2 separate regions of the Homo sapiens genome follow, and region 1 is linked to region 2. A link is a loop called in an ENCODE intact Hi-C map of the cell type or tissue named here. Cell type or tissue: HepG2. All regions are shown on one strand. Each heading gives the region's core, and the rest is flanking DNA. Links, peaks and the distances in the headings are about the cores only. Region 1 has its middle 32 kb from the start of RAD51B-AS1. Region 2 overlaps RAD51B (RAD51 paralog B).

Region 1 (8,693 bases), core at 208-8,207, 470 kb after region 2:
GCAATGGTGGTGATCAGGCTATGTATACTCCCGAAGAAATGGGGAAGAAAGGGTCAGCAGCCATGTCTGAGGCTGGTGTGAACGTGCTGAGTAAACAGGCCAGCGAGATCTACAAAGTTTAAGACTCCCTGCTCCCAGGACCAAAAGAGACAAACAAGGTTGAAAAGCACAAACTCAACATTTTTAAAAACCATAAAATGAGACAATTCCCACCTAAGGCCATCTCTCATATATTCACACCAGAGGGCTTCAAGTGTGGGAATTGTGTCGGGAGAAGCAGAGCAAAAGCTGGCTAGCCGGTCCACAAGGCTCGAGATGGGGGATACGAAGGTAGGATGGTCAATGGACAGAGGCCAGAGGCAGAGGCTCATCCAAGACATCACTTGACTAAACCAGTAGAGACCTCTGAAGCAGTACAACAGTGTGGTCAAAGAAAATGGCAAGCTTGGTAGGTAAAAGAGTTTGCTGACACAGATGTTATCTACAGTGGAGAAGTCACTGTCATTAGAAAATATTCCCCCATTTGCTAAATGCTTTCAGCACTCCAGCCGGAGAGGCGATTCAGAACGCTGATGTTGCAGATAAGTGCAAGGATGGGAGGAGCTGCGGCTCCCGTCCTTCAATCTCAAGAATCCTGCCAATTCCAAGCACCCACGCTGTGTCTACGGTTCAGGACAGCCCTGGAGGAAGATGGTGCTCCCAGAAAAATCCCAAAGAGGTGGTCCAGAAAGCTGGCCACCAACAAGGGGCACTGACAGGAGAACTGGAGGCTTGGATCTCTGACCTAGGATGTCAGGAGCTGCCACAGATAAGAACTGAGAGAGTCAGGGCTGGAAAGCAGGGCCATTACTGGGAAACTTCCAGTGGAAGAGAAAGAATCTTGAGAGATGGCTGAGGGAATTGAGTTCTAGACCTAGATCTGTGTGACCTTGAGTCAGTCATTTCATCTCTCTGGGCCTCAGTTTCCTCATTTGTAACATCGGGGGTTGGGTTGGATTACGTCTAAGGTTCTATCACATTAACATCCTATGGACAGCATCAGAGAACAGGGAGGGGACCAACACTGGAATGTCCCTAAATGTAATGCATTGGGCCACCAAAGCAGAACGGAGTGTAGAGTTAAAACTCATATTTGGAGCCCGGTGCAGTGGCTCACACCTGTAATCCCTGTCCCTTGGGAGGTCAAGGCAGGAGGATCACTTGAGGCCAGGAGTTCAAGACCAGCCTGGGCAACATAGTGAGACCCTACCTCTAGAAAAATAAAAAAATTATCCGGGTGTGGTGGTGCACACCTGTAATCCTAGCTACCCAGGGAGCTGAGGAGGGAGGATCACTTGAGCCCAGGAGTTTGAGTCTGCAGTGAGCTATGATTTCATCACTGCACTTTCAGCCGGGCAACAGAGCAAGACCTTACCTCAAAAATATATTTTAAAAATAATAATAACTTATAAAGGAACTTGTATTTGTCAAGCATCAGAACAAGCTGTAAAGCTTTCCTAACCCTGCTTCCCACAGCCACACACAGCATCCTGACCTCCTTGTCCCATGATCAGAGTATGAGCCAGTGGGCTCCAAGTTGGTCAACCCAATTCTCAGTCCACTACTTGTGCTAGCTGTGTGACTTCAGGCAAGGCAGTTATCTTTTTGCCTTGCCTGTTTCCTCATCTCTAAGAATCTTCGCCTCCTCCCTGCCCCACGAGGAGGGTGAGAGAATTCACTGAGTAATGTCCACTTAGCACTTAGCTTGCAAGGGGGGAAGAGTCCCACATAAATAGAAGATGACGAGGGTTGTTGTGACAGCTGTTTGATTCCCTGAGCTCTTCCCCAGCCCTTCCTTTGCTGCTGATGGAAACTAACCTGTTGTGAGTCACTATTGTCTTGTTCTCAAAGTTCAGTTCAGAGAATTCCCCTTGAGCCTGAGGTTCCTATCTAGCCTCACTGCCAAATGAGGAGACATCAGAGAACAAGGCTAAGAAAATATGATGCCACCACTTCCCTAACACTTGATTCCACTTTGCTTTTTAGCCACTATACTGTACGCTTCCTAAGGGCGGGGACATCTGGGCAACCATGTTGCACAACTGCAGGGGGCACCCTCTGCCAGCATTTAGTTGACACCCAATAAGCATTTGTTGAATGAATGACATAAACTGCCTAGCTAATATTTGGGTGGGAGGAAGAAAACTAATATTTTTGAATATCCACCATATGCCAAAAGCATTTTCTATTTTATTCATTCCTCTTAGCAGTCTTATGGAATCAAAACTATTCTCCCAATTTATGGTTGGGTAAACTGAGACTCAAGAATTAAGTGATCACCAAGGTCTCATGCAATGTAAGCGGTAGACAAAGACTTTGAACTCATGCCTGTTTCACTGGATTCCAGTCACAGTCCCATGAATGTGGGTAGGGGAAGGAGGCAAATACCTTAAACCAAGATAAGCTGAGACACTGTTTTCAACAAGGGTTTTTGCTGGACCAACAGGGTAATAGTGCCGGAAGGGTATGGCCTGTTAGTAACAGAAAGGCCCCCTCAAACCAGGCCTTTAAATGGTAAGTGCTGGCTGAGAAAAAGCCCAAGTTTCAATAGGTTCTCAAACCCTTCAGGAGAGCCAAGAGAATCTGGGCTGTCCCTTCTCCCTTCCTTTATGCCTATTCTTACCTCCACTACCTCACCATCGTCACACACATGCACACACAATCCCTGCTACAAGGTCTCCCAACAAATATAAAAACAGAGACACACAATGTCTATTCCCCTCTCCCTGCAAAACCCCTCTGTTCCTAGAAGACTGGTGAGAGCTGACAAGCAGGAACGCGGACAACACGAATCACAGAAAGAACAAGAAAAGACCGGGCACAGTGGCTCATGCCTGTAATCCCAACACTTTGGGAGGCCAAGGTGAGTGGATCACTTGAGGTGAGGAGTTCAAGACCAGCCTGGCCAACATGGTGAAACCTTGTCTTTACTAAAAATACAAAAATTAGCCAGGCATGGTGGTGCATGCCTGTAATCCTAGCTACTCGGGAGGCTGAGGCGGGAGAATCTCTTGAACCCGGGAGGCAGAGGTTGCAGTGAGCTGAGATCACGCCACTGCACTCCAGCCTTGCGACAGAGTGAGCCTCCATCTAAAAAAAAAAACAAAAACCAAAAACCAAAAACAAAAACAAACAACCCCCCCAAAAAAAAACCCACAAAAACAAAGAACAAGAGGACTTCTTTGCCTCAACACTGCTAAAATTCAAGAGTATAGGAAGTAGCCCTTGTCCTCCAGTCTCTGCCTGGGACATTTTCCTAGCATGAACAGTATGGGCAAGGCTCCCCCAGCACCACAGATGAACCCAGGTTCAACTCCTCCATTCCTGAGCTTTGTTGACCTTCATGAGTTCTTTGATATGGGAACAATCATCTCTGGTCTAATATCAGAAGGAACTGTGCTTTCAAACACCACAATGGGCCTTGTTTAAGGAGCAGTCCCTAGGAGAGCCCGCAGGGAGCAGTACATATTTACTCAGGCCTATGGCACTTGTAAAGGAATTATTGGCAGTTGAGAGGCGCTTCCAGCTGAATGTATATCCCAAGGCATGCTAGCTCCCCTCACCTGGGGCCTGATAAATGCCGGGTACTCTGTCAATTGGCTGACATCTCATGGCTTCCCCAGCTGCTGCCCAGAGTAAAGCAATGGGATTGAGCGAGTTCATGGTATCCCTCTTATTCTTTCCATAGATCCACCTTGCTCAGCTCTTTTTTGTTTTTATTTTTTAATAAAATAGAGACAGGGACCTTGCTATTTTTCCCAGGCTGGTCTTGAACTCCTGGCCTCAAGAGATCCTCCTGCCTTGATCTCCCAAAGTGCTGGAATTAAAGGTGTCACCCCCCGCATGCCCGGCCCTTACTCGGCTCTTTCAACCCCCAAAGATGAGAGTGTCTAACAGGAAAGTGACCACAGCTTCACTTGCTAGAAGATAACATCACTAAACAGGGAACCCAGGACTGAAGGCTGATTGTTGCACCTGTGAGCCTAAATCCCAGCTCTGCCAATACCTGCTGTATTTGTGTACTAGGGCTACCGTAACAAAATCCCACAGATGGGGTGGCTTAAACAATGTATCTGTTTCAGAAACTTATTATCTACCTCAGAAACATATTTTCTCACAGTTCTGGAGGCCTGAGGTCCAAGACCCGTGTATTATGAATGTCAAGGACAGAGTAGCAAGTAGTAAAGAAGAACCACAGGCCATTCTTGGAAAGCTAGCTGCATTGACAGGAGATGCTTGGGCAGTGCACAGCTGGAGACCTTCCTGTCTTTGCAGTTCTCTCTGCTTACTTCCAAACAAGTTGTATATATAGATTTTGATTTAGACACTTTCAGGTGCACACAGGCCTCTGTCAGTAAAATAAAGAAAACAGGGCCGGGCCTGGTGGGTCACGCCTGTAATCCCAGCACTTTGGGAGGCCGAGGCGGGTGGATCACCTGAGGCCAGGAGACCAGCCTGACCAATATGGTGAAACCCTGTCTCTACTAAAAATACAAAAATTAGCTGGGCGTGATGGTGGGCACCCGTAGTCTCAGCTACCCGGGAGGCTGAGACAGGAGAATTACTTGAACCTGGGAGGTAGAGGTTGCAGTGAGCCGAGATTGCGTCACTGCACTCCAGCCTGGGCCACAGAGCGAGACTCCGTCTCAAAAAAAAAAAAAGAAAAGAAAAAAACCAGATTCCTGTCTCCATAAAATATCTGATGCTGCTATTTTTTTATTCATTTTTTTCTGGGCCTCAGGGGTAAAGAATTGAGTTAATCATCCTATTTGATTCATGGCAGCATCACACTCACTGCATTCCCCTCGCTCCAGTAGTTGCTATACTCATGTGTTTCAAGGGATCCTTTGATAATGATATATTCTTGTGAGATACATGGTATTATTCTGTAGGAGGATTGTATTTTTAATTCATAAATGGTATGCTGTAAATAGCATTTGGTTTCCTGCTCTTTTTTCCAGTTCTAAGGTATCACCATGTGACAGTATGTGCATATCATTCCCTGCTTCTAAGATCCATGGGTATTCCATAGTGTGTGCCTACCAGTTAACCTATCCACACACGTGGTGATGCACAACTCAGCTGCCACATACAAGGCAGCTGCAAGTGCCCTGGTGGCTGGCACAAGAACTGCTCTGAGAAACCCAAAAGGGTTTCTGTGCCCCAGGTGGACACATCCTCACTGCACTGAACCCTTCCAGACTGCTTTGTGACCAAGCAGATCTATGTAATAAGGTGCTTGGTATAGTGCTTTTTACCTTATCAGCTATTAACCAAAGAATCCTACACTGGGGCATCAGGGTTTAATCCAGTTCTGCCACGGGGTGGCTGTGGGATGTTACATAAGTCACATCATGTGTCTGGGTCTCAGGATCCTCTTCCACCAAGTGAGTATGCCGGACAAGGTCAACCCAAGGCCAACCCTAACCCCACTGGGAGTGCATCTGAGGGGCAGCACAAGACAATGAAGCAGAGACACCTTCAGACCCCAAGTCCTGGCTTTGGCGGCCTTTGAGAATTGCGGAAGGAGCCCACTGGGAATATATGTGTTATAGGAGTCCTTTGACAATTAAATGAAATAATGGACATAAAGTACCTGGCACTTTGAGAAGCTGTTCAAACTGATATCTACTCTCTTTATTCCCAACCCATGCCCTTTCCCTGTTTTGTCATTTTCCATTGAAGAATTCTGAAATTTTTCGGATTCTAAATTCTGACAATTTACCGTTCATTCTCTGTCTTCTTAATGAGGTGTAAATACATACAGTAAGGTCTAATAATCTTCTTTTAATAACAGCTTTATTGAAGTATTCACATACCATAAAATTCACCCTTTAAAAGTATACAATTCACAGGTTTTTATAATACTATATTCACAGAGAAATCTCATCACTACTTAATTTAAGAACATTTTCCTCGCCCCCCACCAAAAAAAAAAAAAAAAAAAAACCCTCACTCTCCATTTCACCCTCTCCAGCCCCTGGCAACCATTAATCTACTTTCTGTCACTATTCTGAGCATCTCATACAAATGGAATCATTTACCATATGGCCTTTTGTGACTGGCTTCTTTCACTTAGCGTAACATGTTCAAGGTTCATTGTCAAATAATATTCCACTCTATGGACACAGCACATTTTGTGTATTCATTTGTCAGTTGATGAACACTTGGGTTGCTACCACTTTTTGGCTATTATGAATAAAGCTTCTATGAACATTCATGTACAGATTTTCGTGTGGTCATGTTTTCAATTTTCTTGGGTATATACCTAGGAATGGAATTGCCAACTATATGGCATCTTAATGCTTAACTTTTAAGGAGGTACCAAAATGTTTTCTGAAACACTGCTTTTCAGTCCCACAGCCATATACGAGGGCTCCAATTTCTCTACATTCTCATCAGCTCTTATTATTGTCTTGTCTCTTTTGTTTTAGCCACGCTAGTGGGTGTGAAATGATATCACTTTGTGGTTTTGAAGTGCACTAATCTTACATTAGCAGCTTGGTTTTTGCAAATGTGTGCACCTAAGATACATATACACAGATTTAAATATAGAACATTTCCCTCCTCCTGCCTCTGAGTCACTAACTTCCTACCCAAGGTAACCACTGTTCTGCAGCAACATTGCCTGATTTTCGTGCTCTTTAACTTTATGTAAATAACAACATAAAATATATACTCTTATGTCTAGCTTTTTTTCACTCAAAAAATGTTGTGGTATCAGTGGTTTCAGGTGCTTGTTCTTTTTACTTCTATGTAGTATTTCATTATATGAGTATACTGCAATCTGTTTATTCATTCTTTTATGAGTGGACATTTGTGTTGGTTCCAACTTGGGGTTATTATGAATAAAATTGCAAAACACTCTTGTACCTTTCTTTTGGAAGAAATATGAACTCATTTCTCTTAGGTCTGTACGTAGGAATGGAATTGCTGGATCACAGAGTAGCTTTAACTTTAGCAGAGGTTACCAAACAGTTTTCCAGAGTGGTTGTACCAATTTACATGCCCATCAGTAGTGTATGAGCATTTCAAGTTGTTCTATATCTTCTTTGGCACTTGAATAAATCAGTCTTTTTGTTTTTGTTTTTTAATTGAGACACGATCTCATTCTGTCATCCAGGCTGGAGTGCTGTGGCACGAACATGGCTCACTATAGCCTCAACCTCCCTGGGCTCAAGTGACCCTACCATCTCAGTCTCCAGAGTAGCTGGGATTACAGGCGTGCACCACAATGCCTGGCTAATTTTTTAATTTTTTAGAAATGGGGTCTCACTATCTTGCCCAGGTTAGTGTCAAACTCCTATCCTCAAACGATCCTCCCACCTCAGCCTCCCAAAATGCTGGGATTACAGATATGAGCTACCATGCTCAGCCTAAGTTTTTAACGTTTTTCAAGTAAGTTTTAGTTTTGGTGTATAATGGTATCGCACTACGGTTTTAATTTGTGTTTCTCTAGCAACGAATCATGTTGAGCACCTTTGTTCATTGCCTTCAGTCTGAAACTTAGCTGAAAGGATCTGACAAATAATGCTCAACTCTCCCTGGTGGTTACCAGAAGAGCTAAGGATTGAGGTGCTCCAGGGGGCCCCATCAAGGGTGAGGTCTTTTATCCCAGATCCTTGATCACACTCTACTAATTGAACACTAATAAAAATCCATTGCTAGGAGCATATTTATTCATTTTTGAATTAACAGTATTTTACTTTCAACTCCTAGAACTCTCCTTGCAACATATCCTTAACCCAATAAAGAAAGAGATGGAGAATTAGCAAAGTAAGTGTAAAAAAAAAATTTACCAGTCAATCTTCAAGGCAAAGAATTGACTATACTAAACATAATAACTTTTCATTTAAAAGTTAAAGTCAGGTGAAGTTATAGTCTAGTGTATAAGGGATGTTTAAATTCATGTTTCTCTTTTTGTTTGTTTGTTTTTTGAGACAGAGTCTCTCTCTGTAACCAAGGCTGGAATGCAGATCTCAGCTCACTGCAACCTCCACCTCCCAGGTTCAAGAGAATCTCCTGCCTCAGCCTCCTGAGTAGCTAGGACTACAGGTGCATGCCACTAAGCCTGGCTAATTTTTGTATTTGTTGTAGAGACAAGGTTTCACCATGTTGGCCAGGCTGGTCTCGAACTTCTGGCCTCAAGTAATCCGCCTGCCTTGGCATCCCAAAGTGCTGGGAGTACAGGAGTGAGCCACCACACACACTTTCTCTTTGTTTTTTTTTTAATAGAAAGTTTATATTCTTTATGATAGCTTAATGGAAGGAGCATTCGAAAGAGGGTCAGTTACCTTCAAAGAAAGTGTACTCTGTCCTCAAGTTGGGAGAGATCATGTGTGAGGTAAGTGTTTCAGAAGGTTCCTTAGGGTAATCACATTATACAGGGCTCTGTGCGGTGGACACAGAATTGTAGGGGATTGGGAGGATGCTATGAGAACTACCAAGGTGATTGGTGAAATGTCGGTCAGGCTCCAGACACCTCTGCTGCACCCACTAGGCAGGACTGGGGTAAAATGCCCAGGTCCTTTGGGCAGAGGAATTTCAGAAACAATGTGAGGAAAGATTTGGAGTTCCCAACACCTCCATGCCAGTCCCCATGTAAGCAAGCAGGACTTTCCCACCCAACAATAAACGCCTCTCTCCCCTGCCCA
Region 2 (8,693 bases), core at 513-8,512:
AGATGTGCTCTCCGGAATTAATTTACATCTAAAACCTGGGACTATTTAAAACAGAAATTTTAAAGGAAATCGATACCCGTTGCCTTCAGATTGCTCATTGCTTTGATTCACATATGATAATTAATGATATTTCTCTTTTTTTCTAGCTAGGGAAATATTTTCAAGATTATTAAATTTTTTAAACTTGCGAAGGTTAAAAAATAAAGCATTATTCATATTTTTCCCTATTGTAAACTTTTTTATATTATGCACACTTTTAGGCAGAAACAACTTTCTGCATGTTAATATTTCTAATAGTTTATCTTTTTGGTTAAGTCATCCAGCTTCTAAGAATTATTGAGTAACATCGCTATTAAATTGTCATGGTTGATGTTATTTTATATTTTCCGAGACCTAGACCTTGCTGATTTTTTTGATCCAGGCTTTTCCTTCCTTAGGGAATTTAGTTTCCCTTTGTTCACTTATTTATAGCTCTGCTGTGGGTATGGTTTGGAGCCTTGGTTTTTATTGCTTTAATTGCTTGGTAGTAATTGACACACTGTACACATTCCAGGCCCCATGTTCCCTTTACATATGAATTCACACTACTTGATGACTCAAATAGGCTATAATGAATCCCCTTTATCCTGGGATATCTTTGAGATTCTGGGTTACCGTGTTGATCTGTTTCCTTTAAACATGGTTCTGGCAGTGTTGCCCTACTGGAAACAACTGACCTTTCATTTCTGCTGGTATTTCATCATTATGGGTGCATCCCAATCTAATTATATGTTGATTTGTAATGAACAGAGGCTTCCTCTCATTTAATTTTCTGTTGACTTTATATTCCCTCTGTTTGGAAACCTCCAAGATTATGGTATCAGTTTCAATTTTGTTAAACTGATGTCTTTTCGTGATGACCTGCTTCCAGTGTATTACTTTTTTATTCAGTGATTCTATCAACCAGTGTTATCTGTTAAAAAAACAAACAAAAACAACCACTGATATGCTGGTGGGCTCTATGCTGTCATCTAAAATGTTATAGAAAGATCTGTTTGTATTGTTATTGTTGCTGTGAATTAGTCCAATGGCCTACCTACTATATAAGATATATTTGACCTTAGGAGTGAAAAAAAAAATCTTAACGGGAATCCTCACTGAAGTCTGATTTGGGTACAATAAGAATTCATCAAAAACATAGAAGCTGCATTTCCTAGGAAATCGAGGCTTTTTCCTGTATTTGGGAGTGGTAAAGAATACGCCCAAGAACTTGGAACAGATAAAGCATTGGCAGACAAACAAAAGATCTGTAGGGCAGGACTTCCTTTTTATTCTCCTGAGCTCTCTTTCCCATTGTTTCAGAGAAGATGGAGCAAACACCCAGACAGAAGCTGCTTCAGTATTGTCTTCTATTGATAGGCTGCTTGTGTTCAGTGATTCCTCTGGCCCATAGTGTCTGCTGGACAGTTGGAGGCTTTTTGAAGCCATTGTATTGTTAGAGAATAATTAGAGTGAATGAAACAGTGGGTAGGGGTTAACAACAATTCTTTGTTGCAAGCAATTGGTAGTCTTGGCATCAGTATTGGTAACAAGGCCAATCTACTGGAAGGAATCGAAACAAAAGATGGAAAAGTTGTGGTTGGTTTGTCTGATCCATCCAGCAAATCCACCCATGCATGGCCATTGTGTCCTGTGAGCTCTCTGGAAATGCCTTTGGTCACACTGCATTCCAAGCCACGGGGTGGGTAATCTCTGGGTAGTCTTGTACATGGATTTCCTAGACTTTCCCATAACAAAAATGGCAAGGCACAGGTGTTGTCTTGGCAATTAATCATACACTTTATAAAGAAAACAATGTCCTAACATTTGGGTAGATGAATGGCATGGTAGAAAAGCCCCATGATGTTTCTTTTGGAAGGAGGGTTAAAGAATGCCGTAACACTAACTAGCTCAGATGTGTCTATTGATACCAAGGTGAAAACATCTAGGCAAAACCATAATCTATGTCCTCATTGTCTCCTCCATCTCCTCCAGACCTACCCTGTCCTCGTCCTAGGAGTTTATATTGTGATCTAGAGGAGGCCCAGCCAGGGTGGGGTCTAACAAATTGGGGTGGGTATAAATTTAGTACTTCAAAGATAGTGGCTCTTATTGGAAAACTTTATAAGCTGAATGCCTATTTCCCCCTCACTAATTTGGGGAACTGCAGCTGCTGCTAAATTCTGAGTCAAATAGACTTGCAACTATGGTTGATCAGATTTGTGATGTATTAGTAACACATGGAAGTGGTGCCTTATGTCGGGGCCCTGGGTTCCTACTGGAAACCCATCACTTAGATTTGTATGATATTGGTATGATCTGCTAGTGTGTGATGCTTTGTTACATCCTCTTTTCAAGTCAGCTTTCCACCAGAGCTTCCCAAGAACAGAGAGGCCTGCCTCAAATATTTGGTTCAAATTATGCAACATAAGTTACCTTATATCTCTTTTCCTGTTGCTTATCTAAAAGGACAGAGACTCAGAGGCAGTTTAAAAGTGGAGGTGGGCATATCTCCAAGGCGATTTATGACTTTAGACGCATATCCCTAAAAGGCGAATTCCTGCTCTCACAAGTTGAATAGGGCTCTAATCCCACAATCTGATTTAGGCCAAGAATGACTTACATTTGAAATCCCAAACCAAGACTGTTCAAGATTGGTATTAAAGTCGGAGCAATGAGGTGGAGGTAGGGTTCACCTCCACATTATTCTGAGAATGGGCCTGACCCTCATGGATCTGTGGGTGTGAGGAGTGGTGGTTGTCAGGAGCCGGGGAAGGTAGTGCGGGGAGTGAAGGAGGGGAGACAGCAGTGTGCTTATTTTCAGTTTGTCAGCTGCTCTGGAAAATGGCCAAAATGAATGAGATACAACAAGCCTTCAGGGCTGCTGTAAGCCAAGGAGAGACAAGGCCCCTCCTTTTAAAAAGCTCTGTGGAATTTAGACTTAAAGTTTTATATGTTATTTTGTTTAGGGTAAATGTGAAATCCCTAAACACTCCCCAGGAAATGTTAGCTCCCAGGAACACACAGTGGGCCCTAACTCCCTGGACAGAAGTACGTCTTGAGGGAGAAAAAAGAATTCAGCACCATTCCATGAAGCCTCCTGGCTCTGTTTGGCCATGGGAGAAAGATTGATGAGAACCATGATTAGATCTGTCTCTGTGGCCTCCAGCAGATTATTGGAAAGCCTTGAAAAAAAAAAATCTTTTTGACAAAAAAGGATAGAAGTTCCAGTAGACAGGGGAAAGAAAAGGGCTAAATCTTCCAGGCCAAAATATGCCAGGGTTTGTACAAACCAGGGAGATGGAGCAAAGCTGAGCACTTTTATGAGAAGAGGCACTGGCATCAATCTAAAGGAGAGAGAATCTGGGACATTTAAGAAAAGGGGGCTTCCATGTGGGAAGAAGGGCTTGTGAACCCAGTGTGGTTGTGAATTCTGTAACGGAAGTCACCAGCTGGGCTTTTTCTAGGCAGGAGTTATCTTCTTTACTGGCAATCATGTTCCAAGTTTAATCTCTCCTCAGTGTGACTTTGGTCTCACGTTCACATCATGAAAACTCCAGGCTGTTTTTTGCTATACTCCTGAGTAATGTTGACATTTCTAAGGAGAGAGGAAATCTGGATAAATAGAGTTCTTTTCTTGGCATTGTTAAAAATATTACTAAAAAGAGCAAAGGGTGTTTTCAGAGCTAAGTGGAAGTAAAGTCTTTCTTTGCAATTTTGAAAGGCCAGGTAGGTGGCTGGGTACGCACTTTCTTGTAGCCTGTTTGTTTTAGCCCGCAGTGGTTTCTGAGCAGCTCTAAGTTCTGATAAAGGACACAAACACACCCATGCTACAGTGGCCATCTCACTTAATGCTGTCTTTTCTATCCTGTGACTGAAGAGCAGGGGCTCTTGTTCATGCCCAGTAAGAAGTAAACCCTGAACTAAACATCACACACTGAGAATCTCTTCATAATCTAGGCACAGATAATCTTTAACACTAAACTACTGTGAAATTCTACCAGCATTAAGTACTGTATATTGCCCTGTGCTTGGATAGGCTGGCTAACTCGTAGGAAGAGAGCACTGTATGGTATCCTTTTGCTTTATTCACCAGCATTTTGGGGGAACATTTCTTTTACATTTTAAATAAAACTTCAGCTTGAAAAAAAAAATGTATGTAACTTGTAGGACATTTCTGAAAATTACATTATAGCTAGTCTATCACGGATTTTGAATTGTCTTTAAATTTTGCTATCAAAAGCAGAACAACAACTTGTCATCATAGAACTGGAAGGCATGGTTATTTTGTTTACCTCTTACTTTTTGCCCATTTGGAAACTGAAATTGCTTAAAGTTACATAGCTAGTTAGTGCAGGAACGGAAATGAAAAACTATTTCCTGATGCCTGGTTTATCACAATGGAAGGCTCTGCCCACAAGAAGGAAAGTTCAGTTCAGATTCCCTGTAATTTTAAGAACTTTCATGAATATACTAATTTTAGTAGAAACAACTAACCAAGATGGCTTATCATTCTCAACGGAACATAATTTTAAGGAGAAACACTTGGAATAATCTAATTTTAAACTGTAATGCTAATTCTTTATTAGTCTATTTGGGGGATTTTTTATATGTTGCATGACATACTTGCACATTTTCCTATTTAATACTTCTTTTAATCCTGAAAGCACTTATTTAAGAATGATCACTAGCACTCCAGGACAAGTTAAATACAGAAAGCCATATACATATAAATGGCAGACATAACTGCAAAAAGAGAACAATATAGTGAGGGAAATGGTCTTCAGGGTGCTGCAAAGCGCTTTATAGTTACAAAATGCCTTCATGTACATTTCTAATTGATCCTCAGGACAGTGTTGTAAAAGGAGGAAGAATGTGTGTGTAAGTGTACAGCTGTTTTCCAGAACACCAAATCGAAGCTCAGAGATATTGCACAACTCACCAGCACAGCGAGGAAGCTACTGAATTGGGACTCACACTCAGACCTTCACCCCAAGCCCATAGCTCATTTTATTACTTCATAATGCGTTAGTTGCAGAAGTAATAATACTTTAAAAAGCAATCCACATTTTTTCTGTTTACTCTTTCCTCTCTTCTTCAGGACAGAAACTGTACTTTCCTTGTCCAGTTCCAGTTTGTATTATTGTATTCATGGTATTTACCTTACCTGGAGGGAATAGGCCTTTTAAATATCATTAAAATTGGGTTTTTGAGGTTATGTTCTTTTCTCCTTCACATCCTAAACTTCAGACCTCATGCTCTTTGGCCTTCCATTCAATTCAAATGAGAAGGGCTGTTGTAATTGTTGGCAATGCCTCCCCAGGCTGCCACTGTATGTGAAGGATCTTCATGTTTGGAAAGAAAAAAAAAATGCAGTTTAGTGAAGTTCATGATTCTACTTTTACTCTTCTAACATAGCCTTTTTTTTTTAATTTATTTGTTTGTTTTTACATGTAACACTAGGTGGCAGAATAACTACACCACAAAGCACCACATCCTTTGTTTCTCACTACTCTGGGGAGTGGGTATCTGAATAGTGAGGCATAAAACCATCTGTGGCTACATGAGATTGGACCAACCAACAAGGCCAATATTTTCTTGACAGGGAACTGGCTGCAGTGATTCTAAAACGTATGCTTCCAAGATACTGTCTTTAAGATTTCCATCTTTCTTTTTTCCCCAGCTCCCCTGGATTTTAATTTCTCTGCCCCATTGCACTCTGCTAGCAGAGGGCGGACACAGCCTGCAGGCAGCTGCTTTGAAATGGCAGATTGGGATGGATGTGCCCATTGGTGCTGGCACCCTCGCCTTTGTGTGGCAGTGGGTCATGAAGGGTCTGGGGGTAAGGCACCTGAGTCCTTGCCCGAATGGCACCAGGCCCTCTGGCAGAGGGGCAGCAGTGGCTGGGCTGAGTCAGTTGGAAGATGCTGCCCTCACTAACTCAGGTTTACAGAACAGGTGTTTTTAAAGAGCAGTCTGATCCTGGTTCAGCTCTGTCACCGGTTTGGAAATACTGCCGTGCAGTCGGTGGGTCATTGCCTCTCAGTTTCTTCCTAGCAATTTGCTGGTGTCTGCTACCCTGGATGCCTCACATGCCACAGGACACACTAAGCTAAATAAAGCAGAGCAAGTTCTGTCTTTCATGTTGTGAAGAGTATGAACTTGGGCTGCGGAAATACTTCTTTGGATTTTTGCTGAAAAAGAAAAGAATAGCATTAAAACAAAACAATACTTACCAACTAGTAATAATACTCTAAGTATACCCTACATTAAGAAACTCCTGTAAAACCAAGTCTGAATGTATAAAATCGATCAAACAAAAAGGTTGTATTTTAATTACAAAAGCGTTCTTTGTAACTGGAACCACAATCGGATTTCATTAAATAGTGAGCTTCTGATGTGAATTGTAAATGTTTTAATCTACAAAAAAAAGTACTTAAATCTTGACTTTTCAGGAACCCACTTGTTATATAAAACAAAAACCAACTGGACTATAGTTTTACACACATACTTACATCACACCCTCACCACTTTCCGACTGGGAATCCTAGAGTATTTTTTAGTGTTTAGCTGGAGGTCCAGGTAGTGTCCTAATTTTGCACACACAGCCCTGGTGACATGAAAGGGCATTGTTGAAATGACCAAGTGAGTCATGGTAATCAGGGCAATCCTGTAGGTTAGAGATATGGGGGTCTTGTTTATTTGTTTGCCTGCTAGAGCTGCAATTCTTTCATAAACTACATGACTTTTGAAAATACCTCAAACAACATATATAAATCAGACCAAGGATATTAATCTCAGGCCACCGCCATAGTGAGGCTTTGAAGCCAGGGGAAGGTGGTGAGACCTTCTTGTTTGTTAAGGAAGAAATGTCATAAAAATTCCAAAGCAGGACTCAAATTTCCAGGGGAGAGGGCCTCTTTATTGTTTCCTCTAATAGCTGCTTTGGCGCTTTAGTGAATAAATGTGTTGCACAAAGTAACCCTAGATGCATCTGAACTTTAGTCTGGCTTGGCTCCCACTTTTGTATTTAGCATCCATTCTGAATTATTTATTTAAGATATTTTTGCTGTTGTTTGTCACTCCTTCTTCCTGTCTCCCTACCAGTCCCCCTCATTCGTCCTGTCTTTATTTTTACACTTCTCTAATTAATTGATATCTTCTGCTCTTAGCACTGCAGCAAATGTGCCTGCATTTTTATGTGGATCTTCACTATGCAGGCTATGCTTTTAAGTTTCTGGAATAGAATGATGGTAAAAATGAGTCATGGCTTGTTTCTATATTTGTTTCTGAGTCAAGAAGCTTAATTTTCTTACTATAATGCCTGAGATATCAAGCTATACAGTTTACTTTTAAGGGAAACAATCACAATTTCATCAATTCCTTTAAGTAGATGTTTTCAAATATTATAGAATTCTTTGGATTTGTGTTTCCAAAATGAACAACACAATGGTAGTGCTATTATTGTTTTAAGGAGAAAAAGAAGCATATCCAAAATAGGTAAAATCTTCCCCTAAATCCCCTGGGAACAGGCCTATGGGTGTTGCCCTGGCCTGCTCACAGCCCCAGGACAACCGGCATTAATTCACTGAGGGCCTCATACCTACATCTCAATGACTGCTTAAACCAGATACCTGAGGGTCTGGGGTCTAACAGAAGAAAAAAGGAGAGTAGAGCTGAGGGTTATGGAACATTCCCAGGAAGGGAGAGAATATCAGAAAATGCAAGACTGCCCCAGTGCAGCAGCAGTGATGCAGCCAGAGGTTACCAGAAGTTCTGGCACCTCCACCTTCATGGACACAAGCTGTATATATCAGTTTACCATGGTTTTCAGTGTAAAAAAGCAACTTATGTCCTTCAGTGTCAGTTTATTGAGCTCTTCAGTGCAGCCTCATAACTTATATTAATTGGGAGGAAAATGCTTCCAGAGAAAGGAGAGATGCTGGACAAAACAACTTTGTCTTTGACTAGTTGTCAAGGCCCTGCTGTTTGGAGTCATTGACAAGTCCTTGATTCTTGTATGACAGATCCAGGGGAAAAAAAGAAGTGATTCATCTTCTTCTGTTGCACCTTTCAAGGAGGAATTAAAAAAAAAAAAGATTTTGCTTATGGACTTAACATCACTGGCAGCAGTAAGTGGGCTCTGACTCTTTGCAAGGTATAATTTACCATTGTGCTCCTCCCTCCTGAGTTTATGCACCTCGATGAGCCCCGGCCCATTAAAATTCCTTCTTAAAAGCAGGAGGTGAAAAGAGCCAAGCGTGTGTTTTTTTTAGAGGAGAGTGTAGCTATACAAGGAAAGAGGTCCCAGTCCTTTTTCTATTTTAAATGCTGGTAAACAACTTGAAACCTGTTAAAGCTTTTGAAGGAATGTGGAGGAGTTGTCCTTTTGACTCTAATGTTGGGGAAAACAAAATAAAGGAAATAATTTTAAGAAAAGAGACTTTCCCATGATGAGCTTTAGTCTGAAGCATCCTGCAGGTGTCACATCTGTTCCTCTAGGTGTGCAGATTAATTTCAGTTGCCTCCATGTCTGCTGGGTCCATTATCTTTGCTCGGCTGGGTCCAACATCTTTGCTCATTTCTCTACTGAACTTTTTCCAACTTTCAGTGCTGTGCTTTTCCATCTCAGCCCTTGTCAAAGTATGAAATACCATTTGTTTGATGGTGAGACA

Evidence for each region. Hi-C counts contacts between places; a loop is a spot of excess contacts. Peaks named below come from ENCODE experiments on the same cell type or tissue, not always from the same donor. Only the 100,000 strongest peaks of a DNase experiment are listed, where the experiment ranks them.
Region 1: it touches region 2 in a loop (13-fold over the local background); 4 of 110 quality-filtered maps call a loop at or near these places.

What each region holds. Positions count from the first base shown.
Region 1 is chr14:68,713,378-68,722,070 of GRCh38, forward strand. No RefSeq gene overlaps it. Among named protein-coding and RNA genes, the nearest start is that of RAD51B-AS1, 32 kb to the left of the region's middle. In HepG2, for the core only: CTCF peaks have their summits at 2,083 (motif pointing right), 3,499 and 5,152; a DNase peak (open chromatin) is centred at 3,484.
Region 2 is chr14:68,243,097-68,251,789 of GRCh38, forward strand. All of the region lies in intron 7 of RAD51B (RAD51 paralog B), which reads left to right. Among named protein-coding and RNA genes, the nearest start is that of RAD51B, 430 kb to the left of the region's middle. In HepG2, for the core only: a CTCF peak has its summit at 5,497 (motif pointing right); a DNase peak (open chromatin) is centred at 5,515.